2 separate regions of the Homo sapiens genome follow, and region 1 is linked to region 2. The links are chromatin loops, found by intact Hi-C in ENCODE. Cell type or tissue: CD4-positive, alpha-beta T cell. All regions are shown on one strand. Each heading gives the region's core, and the rest is flanking DNA. Links, peaks and the distances in the headings are about the cores only. Region 1 overlaps KIAA0040. Region 2 has its middle 42 kb from the start of KIAA0040.

Region 1 (15,293 bases), core at 46-2,545, 46 kb after region 2:
ACCTACCCCTGTGTGGGAGAGTCCTGACTTCATAAAAACAAGAAGGATGACCTACTCTGACTAATTTCAGACCCCTACAGAGTAGTTATTTAGGTCTGGCTGCCAGTGCTCGGCTCAGGATCTTGTGTGACCTGCATGGAAGAAAAAACCTTGAGCTTGGAGCTAGAGATACATGGGTTCAGTTCCTGGCTTAACTGCTTATTAGCTGACCTTGAACAAGTTCTTGAAAGCTTCATTTCCCTTATATTTAAAATGGGGATAATTATTACTCACCAGGGCAATGGTTAGAATCAGAATCAAATTGAAAAGGAAAGTACATTTAATGTGCTACATAAATTGTAAGACTCTATAAAAATGTAAGGGGTTTTATTGTTATTTCTAATCTTGCCTCTTGAAACTACCAAAATTAGACGGACTGTGTAGGTGTAAGCTCTGGGCAGCATCTTCAGCCCAGACTTGCAGCTTTCCTATTGTATGACATATTTTAAGGCAGTAATGATAAGTCTCCTTCCATGATATCAATCACATGCATCTACTCTGGCCTCTTTTGTCCTCCTTAGCTAAAATGGTCAGAGCCCAAAGAAGTCAATGCTCTGCTATTGCTTGTGCAGGTTGTGTACTGCACAAGGACTCCTGGGAGTCTTTGGAGCTGAAAGCACCAATATTCCACCTGCTAGGCCTTAGACCCACCCCACTTGCAGCTGAGTCCACATGGAGGGGATGCTTTTTTCTAATTCTCACCAAGGTGCTGGTTTAACCCATTTAATCCAATGGCCCTGAATCTGAGCATTAGTCAATGACTTGGGTATATTTGTGATTTTTCCCTGTCCCAACCAGGGAATCCTGACTTATTCCAACCCCATGAAGTTGGAATGTTATGCCAACGTCAAAAACCTTCAAGTAAACAGAGTTCTAATAGAGGCTAAGCTGTTGATGAAAAAGAGGAAGTAACCACAGATTCAGAGACTTCAAATGGAAAAACACTTCCGAGAAGAGCCAGCCCCACCCCTTCACTTCACAGATGAGCAAACTACAGTTCAGGGAGGGGAAGTGTGGGCCCAGTCACAGAGCTGGTTAATGGAGGGACCAGAATCCAAGTTCCATCTGCCTCTGCCCAGGAATACCCAATACTATCCAGGGTCTCTATCACCTTTTGTATCTCACACACAAGGACACAGCTAGGCATTCAAATGCCTGTGGAAAGGTGAAATGAAAATTGTACCTCAAGTTCCAATCCTCCCCAAGTGGCCTCCAGGACAAACTAGGGGCAGACCCTCAAGGGATGCAGGTAGTTCTCAACTTTTAAGGCAACCTCCATACCACCCTCGTCTCTTCTGTTTCCTCAGTTTCAATCCTTAAAGTTTTCTCAGGAGTTCCCAAAGACCCCTCAAGAAGAGAAACAACATTGGGTGCCTTAATTAACTAAAATCCTTTTAGTGTTTCCTCAAACTTGTCAGGAAGAGTGTTTCACCTCAGAGATAAGAATGAGCTAGAGACCAGTGGATTAGTTGAAATTACATATCCAATATCGATATGTAACTTACCATTCAGTGAGAAGGGTTCCAGGTGAATAATGGGCTTTCAGGAGACTCGTCACAGACACAGTAAGGGAGATAAAGACAGTAGCATGATAGACTTTTTCCCTCCCTGGACAGCAAAAGGAAAATCGAGTGCAAATTCTTTGAAAGACAATCCCCAGGGCCAGAGCCCAGGCCAGGTTTCTAGCTTTTCCGCCACATCAGTCTGAGCCATCTGAACAGAGCATCATCTGGGGACATGAGTGGACATTTAATGGAGACCAGGAAAGGGCAGCTAAGTTCCAAAACGAACCTCACACAAACACAAAATTTCTTTCTCAGAGGCAACTCCCAAGGGACATGGCGGCATCCAAACCCAATCCCCACCCCTGGGAAGAGACTTGCTCCCACGATTGTGAGCAAGCCGCTCCATGGAGTTTGTCACTAAGAAATAAAACAAAACCTAACCATTGCTGTAGTTCTTGGTCAAAATTGAAGAGATGATTGTATTTAGAAGCCACTGCAGACATGCCCTTGCTCTTGACTATAGCTTTCTCCCGATGGGATGTTTTTCAGTTACATTTTATTCTCCTCAAATACAACCCTAATTTCAAGCTGGATAGTCTTCAGAAAAGCCCATCAGCATTTTTTTTTTAGTTTCCCAGGCAAGTCATAAAAAGAAAATTGGCAGAAGAGAGGAAAATAACATACAAATAATAACAATAAGGATAGTCGCATGTGATAGTATGTTTAGTCTTCACATTGTCCTGACAGGGAAAAGAGCTGTGGGCCACAGGTTCAGAGGTGGTGTAGGGGCAGGGAAAGAGGGTCAAGGGCAGGGGAAGGGAAAAAGGCCGTGGGAACAGGGAAGACCCATGAGCTTAGTGTTATGGGAACAGAATAGTATAGTGGATATGCTGTGTATTAACTTAAATGACATGTGACAGTGGCCACCATAAATAAGAGAAAAGAATGCTGCACTCTGAGTCAAGAGCTTCTTGTTCCTCCCCAACTCAAGTAAGATATTAAATGTGCATCCATCTGCTCATGGTTTCTAACCTGTGATTCCTCTGCAGCCCCATGGGCCAAAGTGCCAGCTTTCAAAAGCCCCTCTGCATGTGATTATCATGTACCAAAGCCCTGGCTGTAGCCTGCAAGTTCCAGACAGCCACTCATGCACACTGGCCTGAAACCACCCAGAAACTAATGCTGGGGTCAAAGTGACCTTCCGAGTGATTTGGAACCCACAGTAAACAAACGTCCATCCAAACTTTCTTGGCTCCCACAGATTTTCAGTGTGCATGCTAGGCTCTCAGTAACCGCTTGTTGAATGGTGGTGCTAAGAATTTAAGGCATACAATCCTGCCCACCCCTACCAGAAACATATGTAGTTTCTTCAACATTATGTTAGGGAGATGTGTCAATAACAAAAGAGAATAAGTTACTCTTAAGGCCAGTCCTGCAGACTTAGCTTATCTATGAAACCCCTTTCTTGTAAATGACTGATGGCTTCCACCCTCCTTTCTCTCTCCCTACCTTCCACTCCTGACCTGAAACTTCCCTCCTGCCCAAGGCCCACAATCTGCTGAGTAGCAGTTGCCAGCACAGCATAACAGTGGCCTAGATAAAAGCTTCCCATCTCATTACATGGGTGACCCACATCATTCCATAATGAAACTCCACTGGGAAAGGGGAACACACTTGCATACCACCCCACCAGATGCAGCCTGCTCAGAGCTTTCCTAGTTTCCAAATTAGAAACTCAGATCTTGCCCTGCAAGACACTTGGACCAAAGCCTTCACAAGTACAGGAAGAAAGCAGTACTTTACTGGGTGCCTTGCCGATTTCCAAAGACTGTGCTTTTCTTGGTTTTGCATAAGGACATCATTGACCTCTTTGAGGAAAGAGCTGGGTTTTGACTATTTTCAGTGGGTGGATAGCACAGCTTCCCAAAGCTGGCCATGGAAAGAACACCTCATTTCCAGACAGAGGCACTGCAGTCCTCCACACTGTCTGGAACAAGGGAGGAGACACAGTCACAGAGCATGTGCCACAGAGGAAGAAGTTCGGATGCTCCTGACTGACATTTTCCAGGAATAAGATTTTGGTGGTTTATAAAATATTATTCCTTCAAGGTAGGGCCTGAGGGTAAAAGGGGAAAAGTACTTAAACTACTGGGCATGTGGTCATTCAACACTTGGCATTGGAATTAATGAATAAATACACAGTAAAGAGATCACAGACAACATTTTATATTTCTCAAACAATTAATAAGGGAAACTCTGCCATTCTTTTCCATGTGACATCTATTAGTTTTCAAGAAATTTTGTTATTTCCTCTTGCATTTTTTTAATTGAGGTGAAATTTATGTTACATAAAATTAACCATTTTAAAGTGAATAGCTTAGTGGCATTTAGTACATTCAGAATATTGTGCAATCACCCCTCCATCTAGTTTCAAAACATTTTCATCACCCCAAAATAAAAACCCATAACCATTAAGCAATTTCTTCTTCTTGTTCCCTCTTCCCGGTCCCCAGCAACCACCAATCTGCATCCTACCTCTATGGAGTTGCTTATTCTAGATATTTCATATTAATGGAATTATACAATATGTGACCTTTTGCTACTGGCCTTTTCCACTTAATGTGTTTTCAGGGTTGATGTATGTTGTAGCATGTATTGGTACTTCATTCCTTTTTATGGCTGAATCATATTCCATTGTGTGCATATACCATAAGAGTTTATCTGTTTATTCGTTGACCGACATCTGTGTTGTTTCCACCTTGTGGCTATTGTGAATAGTGTGCTGTGAACAAGGATTTGTTTGAATACCTGTTTTCAGTTCTTTTGGGCATAAACCTAGGAATGGAATTGCTGGATCATATGGTAATTCTACCTTTACCTTTTTTGAGGAGTTGCCAAACTGCTTTCCTTTCCCCTCATTTTTATCAACATACTTATAAAGTCATTTTCCTTTCTTGAAGATAATACACATATTAAGTGGCATACCTTTTCCTGTCTGGTCTCTTATTTGATGCATTTGATCTTATGCTTTTATAAAAGATATTAAATACTACCTCTCGTTGCCCTAGAGATTCGGGATTATTTGGATGCTTGAGATAGAAAATATTTGGGGGTAAACTAAAGCCCCTTCTTGGTATAACTGAGTAGGAAGCAACAGCTAACAACAGCAACATTTATGGTGCTCTATCTGTGCTGGGGATAACATTAAGCACTTTACCTATTTTCCCTTACCTAACCCTCATGTCAACTGAACAAAATAGGTACTACTACAGGTTGAGTATTTCTTATCCAAAATACTTGGGATTAGACATGTTTTGGATTTCAGATTTTTTTTTTCAGATTTTAGAATATTTTTATTATACTGGAATTACCAGTTCAGCATCCCTAATTTAAAATCCAATGTGCATTTCAGTGTCCTATCAGCACTCAAAAACTTTTAGATTTTGGAGCATTTGGGTTTTGGATTTTCAGATTAGGGATATTCAACCTGTAACATCCCTATTTTATAGAAGAAGAAATTGAGGTCTCCACGAAGAGCTAAGTGCTCTTCACCAGCTCCTGCAAAGGAAATCTGCAGCTGCCACCACTGATGAATAAGAAGCCATTCTGTTTCTCAGGGGATTGCAGTCATTTTGGCAGACAGATAGGTCAAGAGGCAGTTATAACACAGTGTTATAAAAGCTATGATAGGTGTCATGACAGGGACACAGAGATAGAGCACTTATCCTGGCCCTAGGCTGTAGACTTTTCAAAGGAGATGAAATCTAAGTCTCTTATTTTCTTGATAACCCTGTGGGGCCCTTGGTAATGTTTGACCCTCCCCAGGCACTCTTTGACTTCACTATTCCATCATTGCATTTCCAGTGCACAGTGTCTGGCACACAGTTGCCACTTATTAAACATAGGTTCATAAACATGTGTGCTTCTGTAGAAGGAATGCCCAGCCCTGTCACACTGACATGGAACTCCTATGCCTGGGTCCTATGTTTCAACTCATAGACTTTCTCAAAACAGTTGTGCCCTGGGATGGGGAAAGGAGATGAGAAAAGGCCTCCAATGGCTTTGGCTGTCCTCTGTCTCTGAACAGACACTGTGTATGTGAGAAGAAGACAAGGGAAGAGGGAGAAGAAGGGTAGGGAGTGGGGCAGGAGGCCTTCCAGTGGCACCGTGTGAGGTCGGCCAATGCCCAGGGAGGAGACCCTGTAATGTGACGTGAGACCCCAGAGAAGAAATGAACTGGGAAATCTCTTTCCTAAACTCTGATTTCTCATTTCAGTTAAGGTTTGTTATTGCTTCAAAGACTCCTAGCGTATGGCTATACAGTATCTTTGCCAATTCATCTCAGTTGGCAGGTACAAGAAGCAGTAGCTTCATGGAAGGTCTAGACTCTCTCCAGTTGGTAATTCTCACTCCTGTCTCCCAGGCACTGTCAGGGTGTATCACTTACTTTCGGTCAGTCATCTGCAACTCCTCTTTGCATAAAGAGAATTTTGAGGACTCCTAGGAGGCCTGGCGGCTTTGCTTTACATGGCAGAAGCTGCCCGGACATGACTCTGGCTGCTTCCATTTTTTTCCATACACAGTTCTCAAGCTCTTCTATGTGTACCTGACACTACACTAGAGGCTTTGGGGAATTTTCCAAAAACAAAACAATATGCAGGCACAGATTCCACCCTCAAGGACCTACCACCTACCACCCAGGAGCCTGCAAGCACCTAGCTGCAAGCCCCGCCCCTCTCATTGAGAGCTGTGAGAAAAGCCCATTCCTGGGATTAGTCTGTGCTGGGATCTCTGCTCGCTAGTGCGGCCATCTCTTCACCCACTGCTCAGGCTGTGGCTGTGCCATTCTGGAATCCCTGAGTCCTGCTTCACCCTTGTTCGGCTGGCTCCCCAGATGTCCGACCAACTTACCTGAGCCATAAGCTGCTGCTTTGAGCTGCAACCCCAATTGTGAAAGCTCAGCCCATTGCAAGGCCTTCCTGCTCTGCCCAGGCCCGGGTCCTGGTCCCCTCACCCTGCTGGAGACCTACCCTGCTATCCCAACCCATCACCTGGCTCTGCAGGGGCCTACAAGAAGCTTGCATAAGTATGAGAGCTTGGGGTGCCAGAAGTGAATGTGGGCTTCCTGGCCCATGGACATAGCATAGCCCTCACAGAGATACTCTTCACTCTGGTTCTTTCTCATCTCCCCAGATCATAACCAGTCAATTACTTAATCAAAAAGCATTTATTGTACATCTAATATGTGCCAGCACTGAACCAGACCCTGGGGATACCCAGAGGAGAAAGCTCTGTAATAGCTTAATGTCAAGTGGGAAAGCAGACAGGAGCAGCCTCTGTACTATCAGTGAGCAAGCATTGTCAGGGAGGTGAGGTGGTAGAGAAGGAAAGAAATTTTCAACTATGATATCTCCGCGCTACAGATGATTCCAGAAAATGGCCCCTGGGCTAACAAATCCTCCTTTTCCCACCTATTTAGAGGGCGCTTTGCGTCAGTTTTACAGGCCTGAGCATTCCTCACTTGCTCTGAAATAATGGAACAGTGGCGTCTTTCCATCATGCACACAGGATTCATCACTGTCTTCCCTTTTGCATACTCGAGCTCCTCAGCATTGGGCCCCAGCAGAGGTCACAAGCTCAGATGCCTACAGGGTGCCTGACAGGTGAAGCCAACATGCACTGAAGATGTGCTCTGTGCCAGGCACTGTTTCACCCACATCACACAGAGTATTTAACTCATCTGGTTCCCACAATAATCCTACGACAGAGGTTCTATTCTTATCCCCCTTTTATAGTTGAGGAAACTAAGGCACAGAGAGGGAAGGGGACTTTCCATATTCAGAAGCCAGTGTGTGGTGGGACCAGGCTTTGACCCAGGCTGGTCCATCTGAGAGGGTCACACAAGCTGGGTGAGAGCGTAGACTGAAAGCTGCAGATCAAACACAATCCACTCTCTGGTGGCAGCTGCCTCCTGGGCTTCCACTGTGCAGCCTCTGACCACGGACCGATCTAGGCTTGACTCTTAGGATAGAATGTCATTTGGTTTCCACAAACTTTGTGCTAAATGTTGGCAGGCTGATTGTGGGTGAGGGGGCAGGGAAAGAGGGATCCCTTTGAACGTGAGCCAGGTGGAACTGGCTTTGGTTACCCAGGGCCTTGTGACACCCAGTTTGAAGTCAGAATTATCATCAAATGTAAGGATATGCTGCACAAAGAGATAAAATGTAGTTGGGGTGAGGGTGAGGGACAGGGAGGAGGCAGAAAATTCACTATACACTCAAGTTCCCTTAACACAGTAATCTGCCTTCATAGTCAAATGTGAAAACAATTTGAAATTGTAGCCCCCAATGTCCTTAAGCCCAATATGTCATCAGTCACTCCTGCCTATGGCCCTATCCCCGGACACTCAAGTCATAACATGTTATGATGTATGGAGGGAGAGAACATCAGGAGCAGCCTCCTCCTACGGCCAGAACCTTGAAAAATCCCCATCAGGGGCTGGAGTGGTCCCTGGAATGCCATGGCAATTAAAGCAGTGGCTGCAAGAAGGCCCTGGGAGAGGGGGTCGGGTGGAGCAAGCTGTTTTAGTGTTGAAGCCTTAACATCGGGAGGTTGGAGGCCTCTAGAGCTGAGTTGGAGCACGGGCCACTTTGACTGGATTCTTTCTCTGAGCCAGCTGGGTTTCTTGAGCAGCCTGGAATCACCTTTCTTTCCCGTCCCTGCTGCCTTTAAACATTCTATGCACCTTGCAGGTGCCAACTCAAATCACACCCTCATCGAAGTCTGCCCTGGATTCCTCACTGGAATTAACGTCTCCCTCCTTGCTACTTCCATAAGCATTTGTTTGAATTTCCCTTGGGACACTGAACTAATCATGCCTTATGGTACTTCGCCTGTGCTTGTCCAGTTCCCCAACAACAAAAAAGTAAATTCCTTGACTTTATTCCTAAAGTGTCTATCAAAAGAAGAAAAGTTCAATTTTGATTTCCTTACCCAGATAGCTGGCAAGTTTTCTACTTCTCACTAGGCAGCATTATCTGGGAAAGCGTTAGAAGAGAGAGAAGTTCTTCATGCACATAGTAGGTACTCAACAAATGTGAGTTGAATTGAATAATTTGCTGCTGTACAGCAGAGAATGGAAATGGAAGTTCCTGGCTTCCTTGGCCACAATGGTGTCAACAACCCAGAATCAGTGAAGGAAGAAAAAGCCAGCAAAGGAAGTTCCTCCCTCCAGAAAAAAGCAGGGAGGTCTTTTTACAGTAATAGCAGTGAGGTAGTGAGCCAGCCCCCCGCCCCCCACAAATACACACATACTCTACTCAGTTGACTTTGCAGGCAGAAGTTACCAAATAAAATCATATCAATTGAAGAGCACAAAGAGGCCAAGCACAGTGTCTCATGCCTGTACTCTCAGCACTTTGGGAAGCTGAGGCAGGAGGATAACTTCAGGCCAGGAGTTCAAGACCAGCCTGGGCAACATAGGAAGACCCTGTCTCTACTAAAGTAATAATAATAATAAATTAGGCAGATGTGGTGGTGCATGCCTGTAGTCCCAGCTATTTGGGAAGCTGAGGCAGGAGGATTGCCTGCGCCCAAGAAATCAAGGTTACAGTGATTGTGCCACTGCACACTAGCCTGGGTGACAGAGTGAGACCCTGTATATTTTTTAAAAATTAAAAATCAAGAACACCAAGAAGTCAGAAACACAGCCAATCAGGGCTTTCCAACAAGGGTAGTCTCACTTCCAAGTGATGTAATCTTGATATTCAACATGGCACCCCATGAAAACAAAGCTTGATGTCCATTTGAGACTGGTGTTCCTTGGAAGTCGAGCCTCAGCTGCTCTCATCTCTGTTTCTTAGTCCTGACAGCCTCACTGGAGATTAAAAAGTAGCCAGTCTCCAAAAGAGATCTACTCAGGAGCACCCAAGAATACCTGGTATTTGAGCATACTGCCCAAGCTGAAAGAGCTCTCCAAACCCAAAATATTGACATTTCAACTGGCAGACTTTATTTTCCTGGATATCTCTTTCCAGCTGACCAACATGATCTGTGTGAACCTAAAGTAGTGTGGCAGAGCAGAAGGAAAACTGGCTATTTAGAGATAGAGGAATTGGCACATGATCTTTTATTAGGTATGAGACCTTAGATGAGTCATTTAATTTCAGTGAGCCTCAGAGCTTCTTCATCTATAAACATGTTCATTTGTTAATTCAGCACATATTTCCCAAGGGCAAAATATGTCCCAGATGCAGAGGATGCCATGATGGGAATAGATTCCATCTAGAAAGGAAGAACAATGATTAAACAATTACCCTACTGCAGATTATGGGTTGTGGTGACAATGTAGGTATGGTGAAGGGCACAGAGCAGGGGCTCTGACCTGTAATGAGGTCAAGGAAGGTTTCCCCAGGGCAACAATGTTGAATAGAGGCCAGGAGATGGGGTAGGGAGCAGTGGATGGGGGTGGGGTGAGAGAGAGCTACAGTTGTATAAGGATCCAAAGCTGGAGGGGAACCCCATACCTCACAGAGTTTGAGAAATGGGAGGCTTTGTAAACTGCGAAGGGGATTGGTTGCCACTGCTTGCTGCCCTCATTGTTGCATTTTAGGAGTAACTTTAGCGCAGAAAGCATCTCACTGGGGAAGTGGAAAACTAGAGCCCTGTGTGCCATTGGCCACTAACCAGCTTTACAATTTTGAACAAATTTGGAACAAACTTTTACTATGAAAAGATTATTCATCTGTGAAATAGGGCAAGAAATCCCTCCCCTCTACAAATTACAGTAGATTGAAGGAAGAAATGTTTTCAGAAGCCTTTAAAAAACTAAACTGAGTTGTAAGTGTAGGATATTCATTGGACTTTCACCAATCATAAATAAACCCAAGCCCATCTGGGTGCCAGTTCGAAGGAGGGAGAACTGATTGCATCCTGTTTTTATCCCTCACCCCCTATTCCCAAGGGATCAAGAGATAAATAGCCATTTCTTTCTGATTGGTTTGGTGATATTTCATTTCAGTTTATAATTAGATTTTTGTCTAAGGGAGAACGGATGCTATTAATAAAAGTTTTTTTAATTGTGGTATCTGTGATTGCTCTGCCTGACCGGTTGGGGCAGATTACCAGTGAGCCCATGGGTGGGAGCTTAATCCTGCGTAATCCCGAGCTCTGGTAGGGTGTACTTTCCATCACAAGCAAGATCAGGTAAAAGAATGTGGCCACTGAAAGAGTGAGGCTGTCAGGTCTCCTCTGCTCACAACTTTCAGGGCCTCCTTGAGGCTGTTACACCAACCCCATGTTAGGCTTTCAAAGCCCCCTGTGATCTCACTAATCTTTCCTGTGCCACCTCAGTTCCCACTCTTCCTTAGAAGCCTTCTTCGCTGCCATACCCATCTCGAACTCTGTACCTGTTGGCCTCTGTACCTCTGCTCTGGCTTTTCCAACCTATGTAGCTCACCCCAACTTGCCCTTTTCCCCACCAGAATGTCCAGCCCTCCATGTAATCACACACAGCCCAGGAGCTGGCACAGCCTCTATCTCCTCCATGATATCCCCCCCCCCGCCCCGTCCCCCACTCTGATAAAACATAACCAGCATTGATCTCTCTCCTTTCTAATAGTACCTGCATTTTGTCACTTTCTGGTTTTCAGTTTAGCATTTAATTACTATTATTTTTGAAAATTCAACTTTGCAGGACATTTTCAGTTTACAAAGAACTCTCATATATATTAGTATTTGACTTTCACAACCACACTGAATGGTGAGGGCAGTTGATGTTATCATCATTGTCTTCCCGTCTTAGAGACCAGGATCCTGAGGCTCATGAAGCTCTGTGACTTGCCCTGCCACTTGGCTAAGCAGAGCAGGACTTCAGTGCTCTAAGGTTCGTGAAGAAACTCTTTTAGGATAAGAACCAGTTGGTACACTTCTTTTTCCCCTCCAGCACTATGTCGGTTACATAGTAAATACTTAACTAATGCTTCTTGACATGAAATCCACATGCAACTACAGGAAAAATCCTTCAAATGGCATATTTTATTGATGCAAACAATTGTTATTAGTGCTATTGGCCTCTTCATGTATAAAGAACAATATGTTTGCAGCATTATTTTTATTATAGGGACTCAGTAAACAACTAAGGGAGACTCACACACATTTTATACAAAGCTCTTCCCAGCCCCAGAGGCCAAGAAAAGGCAGCCACAAATGTAGGTACCATTCCTTCTGCTCACACTGAAGGTGCTGCCCCCCTGCCTCCTGGCAGTGGATGGAATGTGCTTGTCAGAACTTGCTCAGCAGAGTGGACATGGCCCGCTAGCCCTTGGAAACCTGGGGTCATTTGTACACATGGAGGATTCAAGTTACCCAGCAGCAGCCTCAGCTCCACTACACAAGTAGGTGAAGGGGCTGGCCTGGTTGTAGAGGGGATTTAGGAGTGGTCTCCATCCAGCCATTCTGGGTTGGAGGCAGGAAGACCTCCCAACATTGGAGCAAATTTCCCAAGAATTTCAGGCCACTTTGACTACCAGGCAGAATTGAGGAGTGACTTTTGTTTTTTGCCACATCCCTGCAACTGCTGGGAATAATACCAATTATGACTCTAAATATTTGTACAGTTCCTAACAGCCCAGACACACATTACATTCACTATGTGCTTTTACCTAAGGACCCTGTGAGCAGGTACTCACTTCCAGTTGTTGGTTTAATTTAGAAAGTGTATGCATGTGATCAGTCATTCAGAATGGTACCAAAGGAATGAGAGAAAAGCCAGTCTCCCTTCCTGCACTGCCCCCAATTTCCCTCCAAAGGGGCAGTACATGCTATCATTTTCTTGTGTATTCTTCTAGATTGTTCCCCATTTTGGAGATGAAGAAACTGAGACTCAAAGCAGCTGAGTGACCTTCCCAAGGACACACACTGAGTGAGTTGTAACTTCTTCTCATTCCTCAATCTATTAGCTTCCTCTGCACTCAAACTACCCTTTAGCCAAGAATTTGGCTCCTAGGGCAAGTTATGAGAATGTAAATAAGTAAAATCAGGTAAAAGTCAAAGCCAGAACAGGGGGCCTAGGCCCCACAGATTCTTGAGAAGAATCTGCCTACCCCTATTAGGCACTTCAAGGACATCTACTTTCTTCTCTGGCTGCTCTAGGCCAACTGCCATCCCTATGGCATCTTCTGCCTTCTAACTGTCATGGGCAGGGTCTAACATTCAGAATGTCTTGCTCTATCAAAGCATTCCCACCTAATGTGTTATTTCTTCAAGACCCTGATACTTTGAGGGTTGGTCTGATAAAAAATGTATCTGGGCTGCTAATGGGAGATAAAGCCTAAAGTCTGGTGGTCGGCCTGCAGACAGCTCAGCCCTGAGGCCACATCATGGAGAGCCCAGAGACAAGGGCTGAGTTCCCTGGCCTCTCCCACCATCCCCCCTACCTCCCAGTGGCCTTAAGTGCTTTCCAGAGGGTCTCCCACAAAGCCTTGAGGTCTCCAGGCATGGATGGAGCAGAGGTGGTGGATGGGAAAGAATGAGGGGATGAGGCTAAGGGAACCCTGTGTCGAGGGGGGTGAATATGGGATACCCCCCTGCAATCCCCAGCTTAAGCAGTTTCTTCCATACATACTCCCGATTCAGGAATTTGCAATACTTGCCATCTCTTTTGGGAAGGGCATTTCAAGGATGGGGAGGAAAATGTTTGGGCATGCTGAGGGCATCAGGGAAGAGATGACGGCTATTCCTAGGGACAAGAATATCTGCATGGAGGCAACTAAAACTGCACATGATGAGGCTAAGCATATGTCATCTATATCAAAGAAAGAAGGTGCTGAAGCAAAAAAAAAAAAAAAAAAAAAAAAAAAAAAAGCATGCTACTTAACCTGACACTGGATGTGTACTCAATAAGTATTTTAGCTCACTCATATATGTTCTCTGCATTCATCAACCATTATTTATCAAAACCATAAAAAAACACTCCCTGCAACATTAGGAATGCAGATTTAAGCCCATGCAGAAAGGAAGTAAAGGTTTATCCTCAGACATATGAACTCCTCTGCACAGACTGCCCTCTGGGGTGGAAGCTGCCATCCAAAGCCTGGCAAATCTGAAGTCCACCACACTGAACATTCCACAGAGGTGAGTTATTATTGGAATGAGAATATTTATGCTCACTCCCTCTATGATTTGATCTTTGCATTTTAAGACTTAATATTGCAGTAAGGTAGCTTTTGGCTTTTAATTGCCCCGAAATTTTGTTAACATTAAATGAAAGGACAAAATGGAAAGGAAAATAGAACCATATCTGTATCACTTTTGAGTTGCATAATTTACATTTTTGCCACTTCATTAGTTTTCAGCTATTCCAGCCTGTAAATGTCTCCCCCACCACCACTAACAAAAAGAAATATGTCAGTCATTCTGTTATTGCCCCAAAGTTTGCAGAACTCTTAAGTTCCTGTCTCTAGTATTAAAGAGAATTATGCAAGTTTTATTTTTTTATTTTTATTTTTTATTATACTTTAAGTTCTAGGGTACATGTGCACAACGTGCAGGTTTGTTACATATGTATACATGTGCCATGTTGATGTGCTGCACCCATTAACTCGTCATTACATTAAGTATATCTCCTAATGCTATCCCTTCCCCCTCCCCTGACCCCACGATGGGCCCCAGTGTGTGATGTTCCCCTTCCTGTGTCCAAGTGTTCTCATTGTTCAATTCCCACCTATGAGTGAGAACATGAGGTGTTTGGTTTTTTGTCCTTGCAATAGTCTGCTGAGAATGATGGTTTCCAGCTTCATCCATGTCCCTGTAAAGGACATGAACTCATCCTTTTTTATGGCTGCATAGTATTCCATGGTATATATGTGCCACATTTTCTTAATCTAGTCTATCATTGATGGACATTTGGGTTAGTTCCAAGTCTTTGCTATTGTGAATAGTGCCACAATGAACATACATGTGCATGTGTCTTTATAGCAGCATGATTTATAATCCTTTCGGTATATACCCAGTAATGGGATGGCTGGGTCAAATGGTATTTCTAGTTCTAGATCCCTGAGGAATCGCCACACTGACTTCCACAATGGTTGAACTAGTTTACAGTCCCACCAACAGTGTAAAAGTGTTCCTATTTCTCCACATCCTCTCCAGCACCTGTTGTTTCCTGACTTTTTAATGATTGCCATTCTAACTGGTGTGAGATGGTATCTCATTGTGGTTTTGATTTGCATTTCTCTGATGGCCAGTGATGATGAGCATTTTTTCATGTGTCTGTTGGCTGCATAGAATTATGCAACTTTTAATTACTACCTGTGTGGGAGACCCTGAATGACACAAGTGTTTGGTCGTTCTCATGCTTTTTCAAAAAACATTTTTTCCCTCCAAGAGGATATGACATTTGAACACTTAAGCATCAGTTATTGGAGTCGGCCAGAAGCAGAGGTTTCCCTTTATTTGTGGAACAGAAAAGGCAACGCCCCACTCAACCGCTCCTAACTCACAGATGACCTCAGAGCCTCGGCTTCTGGCTCTCCAAAAACAAAACTTCACCTAAACACTTTACCACACCCACAAACATTGGCTCCAAAATCCTTTACCAAACTATTTTGAAAAGTGAAAATGAGAACTATATAACCAAGATAGTTCACTGTAACCATGGCTACAGGTTTTATTAGCACTAATACCAGGATGTGGTCAGATCATGTATGTATGTGTATATATATATATATATGTATATACAGATGACGAATA
Region 2 (15,293 bases), core at 6,746-9,245:
ATATATGTGTATATATATCTACATATATACACATACATATGTAGAGAGATATATATATACATATACCTATATATGTAGATATATATATATGCACACACATACATATAAAGCATAGTTTATTGTTTATTAAGTATTAACTTACACAATCACAAGATCCCACAATAGGATCTCTGCAAGCTTGAGGAGCAAAGAGAGCCAATCTGAGTCTCAAAACTAAAGAATTTGCAGTCAGATATTTGAGGGCAGGAAGCATCCAGCATGGGAGAAAGATGTAGGCTGGGGGGCTAGGCCAGTCTCTCCTCTTCACATTTTTTTGCCTGCTTTATATTCATTGGCAGCTGATTAGATTGTGCCCACCAGATTAAGGGTGGGTCTGCTTTCCCCAGCCCACTGGCTCAACTGTTAATCTCCTTTGGCAACACCCTCACAGACACACCCAGGGTCAATACTTTGCATCCTTCAATCCAATCAAGTTGACACTCAGTATTAACCATCACACATAGGGAGCAAAAGAAACTTCTGGTTGCTAAAGAATAAGTTGTGAGGCAAGATGCCAGGAAATAAACCTGGGAAAGCAAGCAGAGGTTGCTCATAAAAAAATTTGTATGCCATATTAATGCAAGTTCACTTCACTTCACTCTATATATAATAACTGAGAAGCCATGGACAGAATTCAATCAAGGGTATATCATAGTCAAACTTGATTGTGAAGATGTAACTTTCTGCTGGCTGTATGGAGAATGAGTTGGAGAAGGTAAAGAGCATCATTGTGGTTAGGAGGGAGGTGATGGGAGCCTGAACCGGAGGAGTGGCTGTGGGAATGAAGTGGCAGGAACAAAACTGAGAGCTCCATGGGGGGCAAAACTACCTTTGGTAGTACATTGAATGAGGAGAGGGGAATAAAAGGAAATGTTCAGGGTAGCCCTCAAGTGTCTTACACAGATTAGTAGATGGTGGGGCCACAAACATAGCTGGAGAATACAGGGTGGTGGAAGTTTTGAGGGGAAGATGATGAGTTCAGCCTAGCCACATTAGGTTGAAGGGGCTGAGTGGCAGTCCGGTGCAGATTTTTAGCAAATCGTTTAACAGAAGGATCCGAACATCAGGCAAAAGATTTGAGATTTGGAAGTCATCAGCAGCAAGGTGGGGACAATTTAAACCATAAAAGTGGATGCACTGATCCAGAAGGAATAAGTGGAATGAGAAGAAAGAATGGCATAACCATGAGGAATACCAAAATATAAGAGGCAAGAGGAGAGAGACATGTCTATATACAAGAGACCTAAAGAAGTGTTATAGAGCTAGGACAGTGGCTCCATGGAAGCCAAAATAGTAAAGAAATTCAACAGCTTGCATCAAAGGCAGCAGAGGTACAGCAAAACATAAAATCTTAAATCATGGTGGTTAAGAAATCATTAATAACTTTTTTTTGGGGGGGGAAGGAAGATCATCTTTATTTTATTTTTTTTAGAATGCTGGGGAGGTTTTTTGTTTGTTTGTTTGTTTCCATAAGTTATTGGGATACAGGTGGTATCTGGTTACATGAGTAAGTTCTTTAGTGGTGACTTGTGAGATCCTGGTGCACCCATCACCCAAGCAGTATACGCTGCACCATATTTGCTGTCTTTTATCCCTCGGCCCCCTTTCCACTCTTTCTCTCAAGTCCCCACAGTCTACTGTCTTGCTCTGTTGCCCAGGCTGGAGTGCAGTGGCGTGATCTCGGCTCACTGCACCCTCTGTCTCCTGGGTTCAAGCGATTCTTCTGCCTCAGCCTCCTAAGTAGCTGGGACCACAGGCATGTACCACCACCTCTTGGCTAATTTTTTGTGTTTTTAGTAGAGACGCGGTTTCTCCATGTTAGCCAGGATGGTCTCGATCTCCTGACCTTGTGATCTGCCCACCTTGGCCTCCCAAAGTGCTAGGATTATGGGCATGAACCACCGCGCCTGGCCTACTGTATCATTCTTATGCCTTTGCGTCCTCATAGCTTAGCTCCCACATGTCAGAGAGAAAATACAATGTTTGGTTTTCCATTCCTGAGTTACTTCACTTAGAAGAATAGTCTCTAATCGCATCCAGGTCATTGAAAATACTGTTAATTCATTCCTTTTTATGACTGAGTAGTATTTCATTGTATATACCATATATATGAGATATATGGTATATATATATATACATATATGAGATATATATGGTGTATATATATATACCATATATATGAGATATATATGGTATATATATATACACCATATATATGAGATATATATGGTATATATATATACCATATATATCTCATATATATATACCATATATATGAGATATATATGGTGTATATATATATACACACACACACCAGAGTTTCTCATATATATATATATATATATATACACGTTTTCCATCATATATACATATATATGATATAAATGGGGCATGTGTGTGTGTGTGTGTGTGTGTGTGTATACTATATACATATAGAGTATATATATACACCACAGTTTCTCTGCTTGTTGATTGATGGGCATTTGGGTTGGTTCCACTATTTTGCTATTGGGAATTGTGCTGCTATAAACATGCATGTGCCAGTATCTTTTTTGAATAATGACTTCTTTTCCTCTGGTTAGATACCCAGTACTGAGATTGCTGGATTAGATGGTAGTTCTACTTTTAGTTCTTTAAGAAATCTCCACACTGTTTTCCACAGTGGCTATACCAGTTTATATTCCCACCAGCAGTGTAGAAGTGTTCCCTGATCACTGCATCCACGCCAGCATCTACTGTTTTTTGATTGTTTTATTATGGCCATTCTTACAGGAGTAAGGTGGTATCACATTGTGGTTTTGATTTGCGTTTTCCTGATCATTAGTGATTTTTGAGCATTTTTCCATGTTTGTTGGCCATTTGTATATCTTCTTTTGAGAATTGTCTATTCATGTCTTTAGCCCATTTTTGATTGGATTAATTGGTTTTTTTCTTACTTATTTGAGTTTGTTGTAGATTCTGGATATTAGTCCTTTGTCAGATGTATAGATTATGAAGATTTTCTCCCACTCTGTGGATTGTCTGTTTACTCTGCTAACTGTTCCTTTTGCCATGCAAAAGCTCTTCAGTTTAATTAGGTCCCAGCTATTTATCTTTGTTTTTATTGCAATTACTTTTGGGTTTTTGGTCATGAAATCCTTGCCTAAGGCCATGTCTAGAAGGGTTTTTCTAATGTTATCTTCTAGAATTTTTATAGTTTCAGATCTTAGGTTTAAGTCCTTTATCCACCTTGAGTTGATTTTTGTATTAGGTGAGAGATGAGGATTCAGTTTCATTCTCCTACACGTGGCTTTCCAATTATCCTAGCACCATTTGTTGAAAAGGGTGTGCTTTCCCCACTTTATATTTTTGTTTGCTTTGTTGAAGATTGGTTGTCTGTAAATATTTGGGTTTATTTCTGGTTTCTCTATTCTGTTCCATTGGTCTAGGTGCCTATTTTTATACCAGTACCACACTGTTTTGGTGACTATGGCCTTATAGTATAGTTTGAAATCAGGTAGTGTGATGCCTCCAGATTTATTCTTTTTGCTTAGTTTTGCTTTGGCTATGCAGGCTCTTTTTTGGTTCCATATGATTTTTAGAATTGTTTTTTCCAACTCTGTGAAGAATGATGGTGGATTTTGATGGGGATTGTGTGAATTTGTAGATTGCTTTTGGCAGTATGATCATTTTCACAATATTGATTCTACCCATCCATGAGCATGGGATGTGTTTCCATTTGTTTGTGTCATCTATGATTTCTTTCAGCAGTGTGTTGTAGTTTTCTTTGTAGAGGTCTTTCAGCTTCTTTGTTAGGTATATTCCTAAGTATTTTATTTATTTATTTATTTTTGTGGCTATTGTAAAAGGGATTGAGTTCTTGATTTGATTCTCTGCTTGGTCACTGTTGGTGTATAGAAGAAGTACTGATTTGTGTACATTAATCTTGTATCCAGAAACTTTGCTGAATTCTTTTATCAGTTCTAGGAGGTTTCTGGGGGATTCCTTAGGGTTTTCAAGGTAAATGATCATATCGTCAGCAAACAGGGACAGTTTGACTTCCTCTACCAATTTGAATGCCCTTTATTTCTTTCTCTTGTCTGATTGCTCTGGCTAAGACTTCCAGTACTATGTTGAAAAGGAGTGGTGAGAGTGGGCATCCTTATCTTGTTCCCGTTCTCAGGGAATGCTTTCAACTTTTCCCCATTCAATATTATGTTGGCTGTGGGTTTGTCATAGAAGGCTTTTATTAAATTAAGGCATGACCCTTCTATGCCAGTTTTGCTGAGGATTTTAATCATAAAACATTGCTGGATTTTGTTGAATACTTTTGCTGCATCTATTGAGATGGTCATGTAATTTTTGTTTTTAATTCTATTTATGTGGTGAATCACATTTATTAACTTGCATATGTTGAACCATCCCTGCATCCCTGGTATGAAACCCACTTGATCATGGTGGATTATCTTTTTGACATATTGTTGGATTTGGTTAGCTAGTATTTTGTTAAGGATTTTAGCATCTATGTTCATCAAGGTTATCAGTCTGTAGTTTTCTTTTCTGGTTGTGTCCTTTCCTGGTTTTGGTATTAGGGTGATATTGGCTTCATAGAATGAATTAGGGAAGGTTCCTTCTTTCTCTATCTTGTGTAATAATGTCAAAAGGATTGGTACCAATTCTTCTTTGAATGTCTTGTAGAATTCTGCCGTGAATTCATCTGGTCCTGGACTTTTTTGTTGTTGGTAATTTTTTAATTTAATTTTTAAATTTTTTTAATAAAAAATTAATTTAATTTTTAGTTTCAATCTCATTGCTTGTTATTGGTTTATTCAGGGTATCTAATTCTTCCTGATTTAAGCTAGGAGGGTTGTATTTTTCCAGGAATTTATCCATCTCTTCTAGGTTTTCTAGTTTATGTGCATAAAGGTGTTCATAGTAGCCTTGGACGATCTTTTGTATTTCAGTGATGTCCATTGTAATATCTCCTGTTTCATTCCTCAATGGGGTTATTTGGATTTTCTCTCTTCTTTTCTTGGTTAATCTTGCTAATGGTCTTTCAATTTTATTTATCTTTTCAAAGAACCAGGTTTTTGTTTCATTTCTCTTTTGTACTGTTTTTTGTTTGCTTGTTTCAATTTCATTTAGTTCTGCTCTGATCTTAGTTATTTCTTCTTTTGCTGGGTTTCAGTTTCTTGTTTCTCTAGTTACTTGAGGTGCTTAGATTGTCTGTTTGTGCTCTTTCAGACTTTTTGATATAGGTATTTAGGGCTATGAACTTTCCTCTTAGCAGCACCTTAGTTAACCCAGAGGTTTTGATAGGTTTTGTCATTATTGTCATTTAGTTTGAAGAATTTTTAAATTTCATCTTAATTTCGTTATTGGCCCAATGCTCATTCAAGAGCAGGTTATTTAATTTCCATGTATTTGCAAGGTTTTGGTGTTCCTTTTGGAGTTGATTTCCAGTTTTATTCCACTGTGGTCTGAGAGAGTGCTTGATATAATTTCAATTTTCTGAACTGTATTGAGACTCATTTTACGGCCTATCATGTGGTCTATCTTGGAGAAAGTTTCATGCACTGTTAAATAGAATATATATTCAGCAGTTGTCGGATGAAATGTTCTGTATATATCTGTTAAGTCCATTTGTTCCAAGGTATAGTTTAAATCCATTGTTTCTTTTTTGACTTTCTGTCTTCATGACCTGTCTAGTGCTGTCAGTAGAGTAATGAAGTCCCCCACTATTATTGTGTTGCTGTCTATCTCATTTCTTAGATCTATTAGCAATTGTTTAATAAATTTGGGAGCTCCAGTGTTAGGTGCATATATGTTTAGGATTGTGATATTTTCCTGTTGTACAAGGCCTTTTACCATTATATAATGTCCTTCTTTGTCTCTTTTAACCACTGTTGCATTAAAGTTTGTTTTGTCTGATATAAGAATAGATACCCCTGCTTGCTTTTGATGTGCATTTGCATGAAATGCCTCTTTCCACCCCTATACTTTAAGTTTATGTGAGTCCTTATGTGTTAGGTGAGTCTCCTGAAGGCAGCAGATAAGTTGGTTGGTGAGTTCTCATCAATTCTGCAGTTTTGTATATTTTAAATGGAATATTTAGGCCATTTACGTTCAATGCTAGTATTGAAATGTGAGGTACTTTTGCATTCATCATGCTCTTTGTTGCCTGCATCCTTCGAGTTATTTGTTTTTTGTTTTTGATTTTTAACCTGTATTTTTGTTTTATAGGTCCTGTATGCTTTAAAGAGATTCTGTTTTGATGTGTTTCCAGGATTTGTTTCAAGATTTAGAGCTCCTCTTATTGGTTCCTGTAGTGATGGCTTGGTAATGGCGAATTCTCTCACCATTTGTTTGTCTGAAAATGATTGTATCTTCCTTCATGTATGATGCTTAGTTTCACTTGATACAAAATTCTTGGCTGATGATTGTTTTGCTTTGTTTTGCTTGAGGAGGTTGAAGATAGGGCCCCAATCCCTTCTAACTTGTAGGGCTTCTTCTGAGAAGTCTGCTGTTAATATGATAGGTTTTCCTTTGTAGGTTACCTGGTGCTTCTGTCTCACAACTCAAGATTCTTTCCTTCACCTTAACTTTGGATAACCTGAAAACAATGTGCCTAGGCAAAGATCTTTTTGCAAGGAATCTCCCAGGTATTCTTTGTGCTTCTTGTATTTGCATGTCTAGGACTCCAGCAAGGCTGGGAAAGTTTTCCTCGATTATTCCCCCAAATATGTTTTCCAAGCTTTTAGAATTGTCTTCTTCCTCAGGAACACTGATTATTCTTAGGTTTGGTAGTTTAACATAATCCCAGAATTCTTGGAGGCTTTGTTCCTATTTTCTTAATCTTTTTTCTTTGTTTCTGTTGGATTTGGTTAGTTCAAAGACCTTGTCTTGGAGCTCTGAATTTCTTTCTTCTACTTGTTCAATTCTATTGCTGAGACTTTCCAGAGCATTTCACATTTCTAAAAGTGTGTTCAAAGTTTCCTGAATTTTTTTATTGTTTTTTCTTTAAGCTATCTATTCCCTTGAATATTTCTCCCTTCAATTCTTGTATCATTTTTTGGGTTTCCTTGCTTTGGGCTTCACCTTTCTCTGGTCTCTCCCTGATTAGCTTAATAACTAAACTCCTGAATTCTTTTTCAGGTAAATCAGGTATTTCTTCTTGGTTTGGATTCATTGCTGGTGAAGTAGTGTGATTTGAGGGGCATGTTGATGAGCCTTGTTTTGTCATATTACCAGGATTGGTTTTCTGGTTCCTTCCCATTTGGGTAGACTGTGTCAGAAGGAAGGTCTAGGGCTGAAGGCTGTTGTTCAGATTTTTTTGTCCCACGAGGTGCTCTCTTGAAGTAGTACTCTCCCCCTTTTCCTGCAGTTGTGGCTTCCTGTGAGCCAAACTGCAGTGATTGTTGCCTCTCTTCTGGGTCTAGCCACCCGGCAAGTCTACCCAGCTCCAGGCTGGTACTGGGGATTTCTGCACAGAGCCCTGTGATGTGAACCATCTATGGGTCTCTCAGCTGTGGATACCAGTGCCTGTTCCAGTGGAGGTGGCAGAGGGTGTTAGTGGACTCTGTGAAGGTTCTTAGCTTTGGTGGTTTAATGCTCTATTTTTGTGCTGGTTGGCCTTCTGTCAGGAGGTGGCATTTTGCAGAGGGCATCAGCTGTAGTAGTGTGGAGAGGGACTGGCAGTAGGCGGGGCCCAAGAACTCCCAAGATTATAGGTCCTTTGTCTTCCTCTACCAGGATAGGTAGGGAAGGACCATCAGGTGCGTGCAGGGGTAGGTGTGTCTGATCTCAGACTCTTCTAGGACAGGCCTTGCTGCAGCTACTGTGGGGGATGGAATGAGATTCCCAGGTCACTAGAGTTTTGTACCTAGGAGGATTATTGCTGCCTCTGCTGAGTCATGCAGGTTTTCATGGAAGTGGGGGAAGGCCAGCAGTCACAGGCCTCACCCAGCTCCCACACAAACCAAAGGGCTGGTCTCACTCCCAACATGCCCCCCACCACAGCCTCGAATCTGTTTCCAGGCAGAGGGCACACTTGAAAACTTGCCCCAGACTTTCTGCCTCCCATTTGTGAAAGAAAAGGGCTTTAGTTCTTCCTCAGTCTGTGAAGTCTGCAAGCAGGATTTGCACCCTCCCCCAAGTTCTGGCCAGATTGTTACAAAGTTCAGCTAGGGAAGTCCTTCTCCTTGTGAGGTTTTACCCCCTGCCCTTCTGGCCTCCCTCCTGATGGATCCCTGTAGTGTCAGGCAGGAATGGGCTGCTTGGGGATTCAGTGAGCTCTCAGGGCCTCCCTGCTGCCTCCTCCACCCCTGTATTTTGCTAGGCTCAGCTCTCTAACTTGACTCAGTTCCAAGTAAAGTCAGGGACATCTCCTGCAAACAGACCTTCAAATTCTCCAGTGGGTGTGTGTGTGTTTGGGAGAGGAGGGTCTCCCTTTCCCACTTCTGCAGTTGGGGCACTCACAGTATTTGGGGTCTCTCCCAAGTCCTGCAGTAGCAGTCCGCTTCCTTCAGAGGGTCTGTGGGTCCTCTCAGGATTGCTGGTTTGTTCTTGCAGTCGATCTGGAGCTAAAATGTACAATGCAAGCCTCCGCATGCTGCTGTCTCCGGAGCTGCAATCTAGTCCTACCTCCCGTCTGCCATGATCTTCTCAAGTCCTCATTAATAACTATAACTTGACCATTTTGATGGAATGATGGAACCAGAAGCCAAATTCAGTGAATTGAGAAGAAATGGGAAGTGAAGAAGTAGAGATGAGAATTACAATGGACTCCAAAAAATTTGTATGACAAGGGGAGAAGAGAGGTTTGTTGAGAACTAGAAGATGTGATTCAAGGGAAGCTTTTAACATTGGAGAACATAAGTAAGTCAACAGACTTAGAGAAGGAAAGGTAGAAGATACAGGATGGAAGGGGGATGAATGATGTAAAAAGTCCTTTTAAAAAACAATAAGCAACAGGATTAAGAGCACAGGTGAAGAGATTGACCTTTAAAAGAGGAGAGTGACTTTAGGGACTGGAAAAAAGGGGCAGTGTAATATTTAGAATGATTTTGCTTGCAAGCAATAGAAAATCCAACCAACCACATAAAGTTTAAAGAATAAGACAACTTTATTATTTTATTTATCAAAAAGTCAAAGAGTGGGAGGGTTACAGGTAGGGTTGGCTAATTTGATGGCTTAACAATATCATCAAGGACTCAGTTTCTTTCCTTGTTTCTATCCAGCACTCTCAACACATCAGCTACTCCCGTCATGGTAAACAGACCACTGCAGTAGCTCCAGTCTACATTCAGAACAAAACAGGGATAAAGAGCTCTTTTTTGGGCTCCATTTTTTGAGAGAGAAAAACACTCCCAGCATCCCTCAACAGACTTCCATTCAATGGCCAGAATTTTTTCACATGTCTAAACCAAGTGCTGGCAAGGGAAATGAAGTAATCATAGTTTTGGGCTAGGCTAATTATGATCAATCCACTGGGGCTAGGCAAGAGACTGGTCTCCCTGAAGAACATGAGTACCAGATACCTAAACCAAATCAAGGTTCTGTTATCAAGGAAAAAGGGTGGGCATAACTATGGGTAAATATCTATCACAGTTGAGGTAAATGTGGAAAAGTTTATATTCAGGGGTAGAAATTATGCTTAATTTCATTGATTTTTCTTGATTTTCTGCTGAGAGTGAAGAAATAGGGGTTGAGTATGAGGATTGAAAAAATGAAGATATGAAAGTCATTGAAGGAAATGAGAGAAAGTGTTAATTAAAGATGAAAGATTGAGAGGCAGGGCTAAGGGACAAGCTAAAATGGGAGACCATGAAATTTTTAGCACATCAACGCCAACCCGTACGACTACACAATTATTTTTCCAGTATATTCCTCTCTCTCTTCACAGGTACAGAACAAAGGAGACAGGGAGTAATAGTACTATTGATTCTAGTTTGGAATTTTACTAGGTGGTATAACAGAAGCAAAAGGATGAAAAAGAATCAAAGATGCTTGCAGAAGAGTGATTCAGATATCTGTATAACCCATGGGATCTAGGTTGCATACAGAAAAAAAGTAGTCAGAAAGGTGTTAATAAAATGTGAGGAAAATGGAGTGATCAAGGGACAGGAAGTGCATATGAGGTCAAAGTGTAATGGAAGAATATTTTAAGGACTGGACATTGGGATCAGACGGCAGGATCCTGGAGTACTGCCCAAGCAGACGTTGGTTGATGAGGAAAGAAATATAATACACTTGAGTCAACAATGTCTAGCAGTTTGGAGACTGGGTTGTTGGATTGTCTGACAAATGTTAAAATATCCTGGGACTGTGTCCAAAATAAATGGGGACAATGACTGACAGACATCCCAAAATCATCAATTAAGGAAGGGAACTGTGATAGTTAATACTGAGTGTGAACTTGATTGGACTGAAGGATACAAAGTATTGATCCTGGGTGTGTCTGTGAGGGTGTTGCCAAAAGATATTAACATTCATGTCAGTGGGCTACGGAAGGCAGACCCACCCTTAATCTGGTGGGCCCAATCTAATCAGCTGCCAGCAAATATAAAGTAGACAGAAAAACGTGAAAAGGAGAGACAGGCCTAGCCTCCCAGCCTACATCTTTCTCTGTGCTGGATGCTTCCTGCCCTCGAACATTGGACTCCAGGTTCTTCAGTTTTGGGACTTGGACTGGCTCTCCTTGCTCCTCAGCTTACAGACGGCCTATTGTGGGTCCTTGTTCCTCAGCTTGCAGACAGCCTATTGTGGGACCTTGTGATCGTGTAAGTTAATACTTAATAAACTCCCATATATGTATATAGATGTACATGTACATGTGTATGTATATGTGTGTATGTGTATATATATACACATATATGTATATATACATATGTGTGTATATACACACATGTATATATACATATATGTGTATATATACACATATGTATATATACACATACATGTATATATACATGTGTGTGTATATATACACATACATGTATATATACATGTGTGTATATATACACATACATGTGTATATACATGTGTGTATATACACATACATGTGTATATATACATGTGTGTATATACACATACATGTATATATACATGTGTGTATATACACATACATATATACGTGTGTATATATACACATACATATATATACATGTGTGTATATATACATGTGTGTATATATACATACATGTATATATGTGTATATACATACATATATGTGTATATATACATACATATATGTATATACATACATACATATATGTATACATACATATATGTGTATATACATACATATATGTGTATATATACACGCATATATGTGTATGTACATACATATATGTGTGTATACATACATACATATATGTGTATACATACATACATGTGTGTATACATATATGTGTATACATACATACATGTGTGTATACATACATATATGTGTATACATACATATGTGTGTATACATACATATGTGTGTATACATACATATGTGTGTATACATACATATATGTGTATATATACACAAACACACACACATATACATACACATGTATATGTGTGTGTGTATATATATGTGTGTGAATATGTGTGTTTATATAGGGAAGTTCATTATATATACTCTATTATACATATATGTGTGTGTGTATATATATATAAAGGGGAGTTTATTAAGTATATATATATATATATATATATATATATATATATATATATATGTCCTATTAGTTCTGTCCCTCTAAAAAAACCCTGACTAATACAGGAACTAACCAGGACATAGGCTGATGTCAGTGACCAGGAGGAAAGAACACGATATGAGTGAGTGATAAGACTTAGAAGAAAAAAAAGCTTCCATCAGAAGATTAATGAGTGCTGATCTGGAGGTGGAGGTGTGAGTTAGGAAAACAGCAACTTTTTCAGGGGTGGAGGATGCATGGAATGTACAATGAGTAGCCTCTATTGGTGGAGGCTGCAGAGGAAGTCGGGTCTTCAAGAAGATCTAGGTCTCAATTAAGAAAAAGGGGTTGTGAAACCCTGTCTCTACTAAAAATACAAAAATTAGCCAGGCTTGATGGTGCGTGCCTGTAATCCCAGCTACTCCAGAGGCTGAGGCAGGAGAATCGTTTGAACCCAGGGGACGGAGGTTGCAGTGAGCCGAGATTGCGCCACCTCACTCCACCCTGGCTAAAGATGAAACTCCATCTCAAAAATTAAAAAAAAGAAAAAAGGGTTGAAGAGTCTCACTTTTGGGGGACATAGAGGAGAGTATTTTAACAATGGAAGGAGGGCTAAAGGTCACCAACACCACTGAAGAATTCTCAGGTCCTTGGTAGGGGTAAATGACAGTCTGACTCAAACTCAGTATATTTTTCAATAAAAATAAGAATCCTCCATCTACCGAAGGAGGATTTCAATGTGACCATGACCTCTACACCCTATAAAACATTAACAGTATCAATACTAATGCAAGGAAAGCTTTTTATGCCAGGATAAATAAAAATAAATGTGTGAGTTTACGTAGGAGACAATGTGGCTCTCAGCAGGAATTTGTAAGTTTCATCTAAACTTGCTCCGGCTCACTCACACTCTTTGTCTCCTTTCATTTGCGTTTCTGGTTGCTTTTCTCATTATCAAAACTATTTACTTGACAGATGATAGAACCCCAGCTGAAGGTGGAGTACAATTAGCATATAAACAAGATTTTTAAAGTGCTGGAACAGAGATGGACTTTAGGGCCTTATGCTCTCTGGAGACTTGACCCCAAAATAATCAAGAGAGATTGTGCTTGGGCGATCCCCAGCCAGTTCTAAAAATGCCCCTGCCTTGCCTTAGGTGATGTAGGGTGCATCATCATATAACTTGGCTGCAAGTTGCCACTAGGTCTTTCATTTGGCTTTAATACTCTAAATAAAGACTTAGTACCAAGTACATAGTCCTTGAAATAAATGTGGTAGAGTGGAAAAAATGAAGATATTAAGACTCAGATAAGCCTGGTTCTGAATGCCAATTGCCATGCCAAACTTTACTTCCCTTGGCAAGTTATTTCAACTCTGAATAATAATAGCAGAAGTCACCATGTAAGATAAGTCAGTAATGGGCCAAGTATTTTATGTGCAAAATCAGAATATCCGCTACTCTACTAATATCCTGGGGTCAGCCTCCCCTAAAAAAATAGCCTGAGCCCCTAGGTAACATGCTATGTCAGAGAAGTCTAATATTTTCTCCAGTGTTTCTAATATGGGTTCAAATGTTCTTCAAATTCCTATTGTCAGCTCACCTCTTACCTCCTCTCTCCCTCTTCCTCCTGAGATGTTGTCCTCTCTCCTCTCCTCTTTCATTGAAGGTTAGATATGGCTCCTTCTCCTTAGGCCTCCACATAATACCAACACAAAGTTTTCCTGATAGTTTGGTGATAATGGAAGCAATTACAGAAAAGGAAACAGGCTGGAGTTTAATATCACAGTCTCACCAACCCCCCCTCTTCTAGAGCCTAGGCCTAAGGCTGCCATGTACCTGGGATCTCAACCTCCCACTGCGAGCTTTCTCTCATTCTCTCTTTTCTCTCGGCTCCAGGGCTAGAAAATAGAAATTTTCTGTTACTTTGTTAAGCAGGGCACTTTTAGATCCCCTTAGTCTTACTTCATGCCCCTGGGCTTTGCCTTCAATAACCACGAACGACCCTTTAATGTGAGTTTTCTAGGCTGAATGATATGAAGCTTTGAAATAGCAATTTTCTTGCACTTCTGGTCAGAAACCCCTCTCTTATCAATAGTTCTTGTAAGTGGAAAGGAAGTGAATAGAAAAGTAATTCTCACCCTGTCCCTACCATAGGCGTCATGAAGTTCTAGGATTCCATTCTCCTCTTATACAGATATCACTTTAAACCTATGAGGAAGTTTAAGCCTAGAGAATTGAAATAATTTTTCCAGTGTCATAAAGCTAGTAGGTAATATTTTAGAACTCAGTGCGTGGACTGCTGCTCCCTCTTGGAAGTCAGTTGCTATGTAAAAAGTCCAACCACCTTGAGACCACCATGATGTAACAAAGCCCAGTTAGCCATATGGAGAAAAAAAGGCCTTGTAGAGAGCATCAAGGAACCAGACATATGAATGAAGCCTTCTTGGATCTCCCAGCCCATGTTAGGCACCAGCTGAATGCAGATGAATGAATGACAACAGCCAGTGTCACATGAAACAGAACTATCTGGCCAAACCCTATCCAAATTGCTAACTATTCCTGTTTATAAACCCAAAAGATTAAAGAAACAATAGATTAAAGACTATTTGATTTGATAAACAATCTCATTCCTTCATTTATTCATGTACAACACATTCATTAAGCATCTACTATGTGCAGGGCACTGCTCTAGGACCATTGGACTCCACCACGGAAAGGGTAAACATGGCCTTTTCTCAAGGAACTTCAATTCTAATGCTAGGAAGACAGACAACACATAAAGAAACAAATCAATAAAGTATAAAATGTGGGGGGATAGGCCGGGCACAGTGGCTAACACCTGTAATCCCAGCACTTGGGGAGGCCAAGTGGGCGGATCATGAGGTCAGGAGATCGAGACCATCCTGGCTAACATGGTGAAACCCCATCTCTACTAAAAATACAAAAAAAATTAGCTAGGCATGGTTGCAGGCGCCTGTAGTCCCAGCTACTCGGGAGGCTGAGGCAGGAGAATGGCGTGAACCCAGGAGGCAGAGCTTGCAGTGAGCCAAGATCACGCCACTGCACTCCAGCCTGGGCGACTGAGCAAGACTCTGTCTCAAAAAAAAAAAAAATGTGGGGGGTAATGGTAAAAATTATGAAGAAAAATAGTGTGATCCAGGGATACAGGTGGGAGCAGGGAAGGACGTTGGTCAGGAAGCAGTGTCTATTTTTAAAGTCCTCTCTGAAAAAGTGACTTTTGAGCAGCTTTGAATGAATCAAGAAGGTGAACTATGTGAAGGAATGAAGGAAGCACATTCTATGAAAAAGGAAAAACAAATAAAAGCCCTAGGGAAGAAACAGGCTTGGTTACTCAAGGAAGAGCAAGAAGGGCAGTGTGGCTGGAGTGACAAGAGAAAGGGGTAAGATTGGAGAGACTCACAGGGGTCACACACTGGAGGGTCCACATGCCTCAGTGGGGAGTGTGGATTTTATTCTAGTGTGCTCTCGGAAGGCACTGGAGGTCCTTGAGCCATCTATCCTGGCTGCTGTGTGAAGCACAGACAACAGAGGGGAAAGCATGTAAGCAGAAAAACTGGTAGGTTATTGTA

What was found. Hi-C counts contacts between places; a loop is a spot of excess contacts. Peaks named below come from ENCODE experiments on the same cell type or tissue, not always from the same donor. Only the 100,000 strongest peaks of a DNase experiment are listed, where the experiment ranks them.
Region 1: a loop joins it to region 2, with 2.6 times the contacts of the local background. A loop is called at or near these places in 9 of 110 quality-filtered maps.

What each region holds. Positions count from the first base shown.
Region 1 is chr1:175,174,783-175,190,075 of GRCh38, reverse strand. It overlaps KIAA0040, which reads left to right. Exons shown (of 4, transcript NM_014656.3): 2 at 12,392-12,465. Among named protein-coding and RNA genes, the nearest start is that of KIAA0040, 10 kb to the left of the region's middle. In CD4-positive, alpha-beta T cell, for the core only: no CTCF peak of the experiment used is centred there; a DNase peak (open chromatin) is centred at 1,005; H3K4me3 peaks cover 1,426 bases; H3K27ac peaks cover 1,677 bases.
Region 2 is chr1:175,227,460-175,242,752 of GRCh38, reverse strand. No RefSeq gene overlaps it. Among named protein-coding and RNA genes, the nearest start is that of KIAA0040, 42 kb to the right of the region's middle. In CD4-positive, alpha-beta T cell, for the core only: no CTCF peak of the experiment used is centred there; no DNase peak of the experiment used is centred there.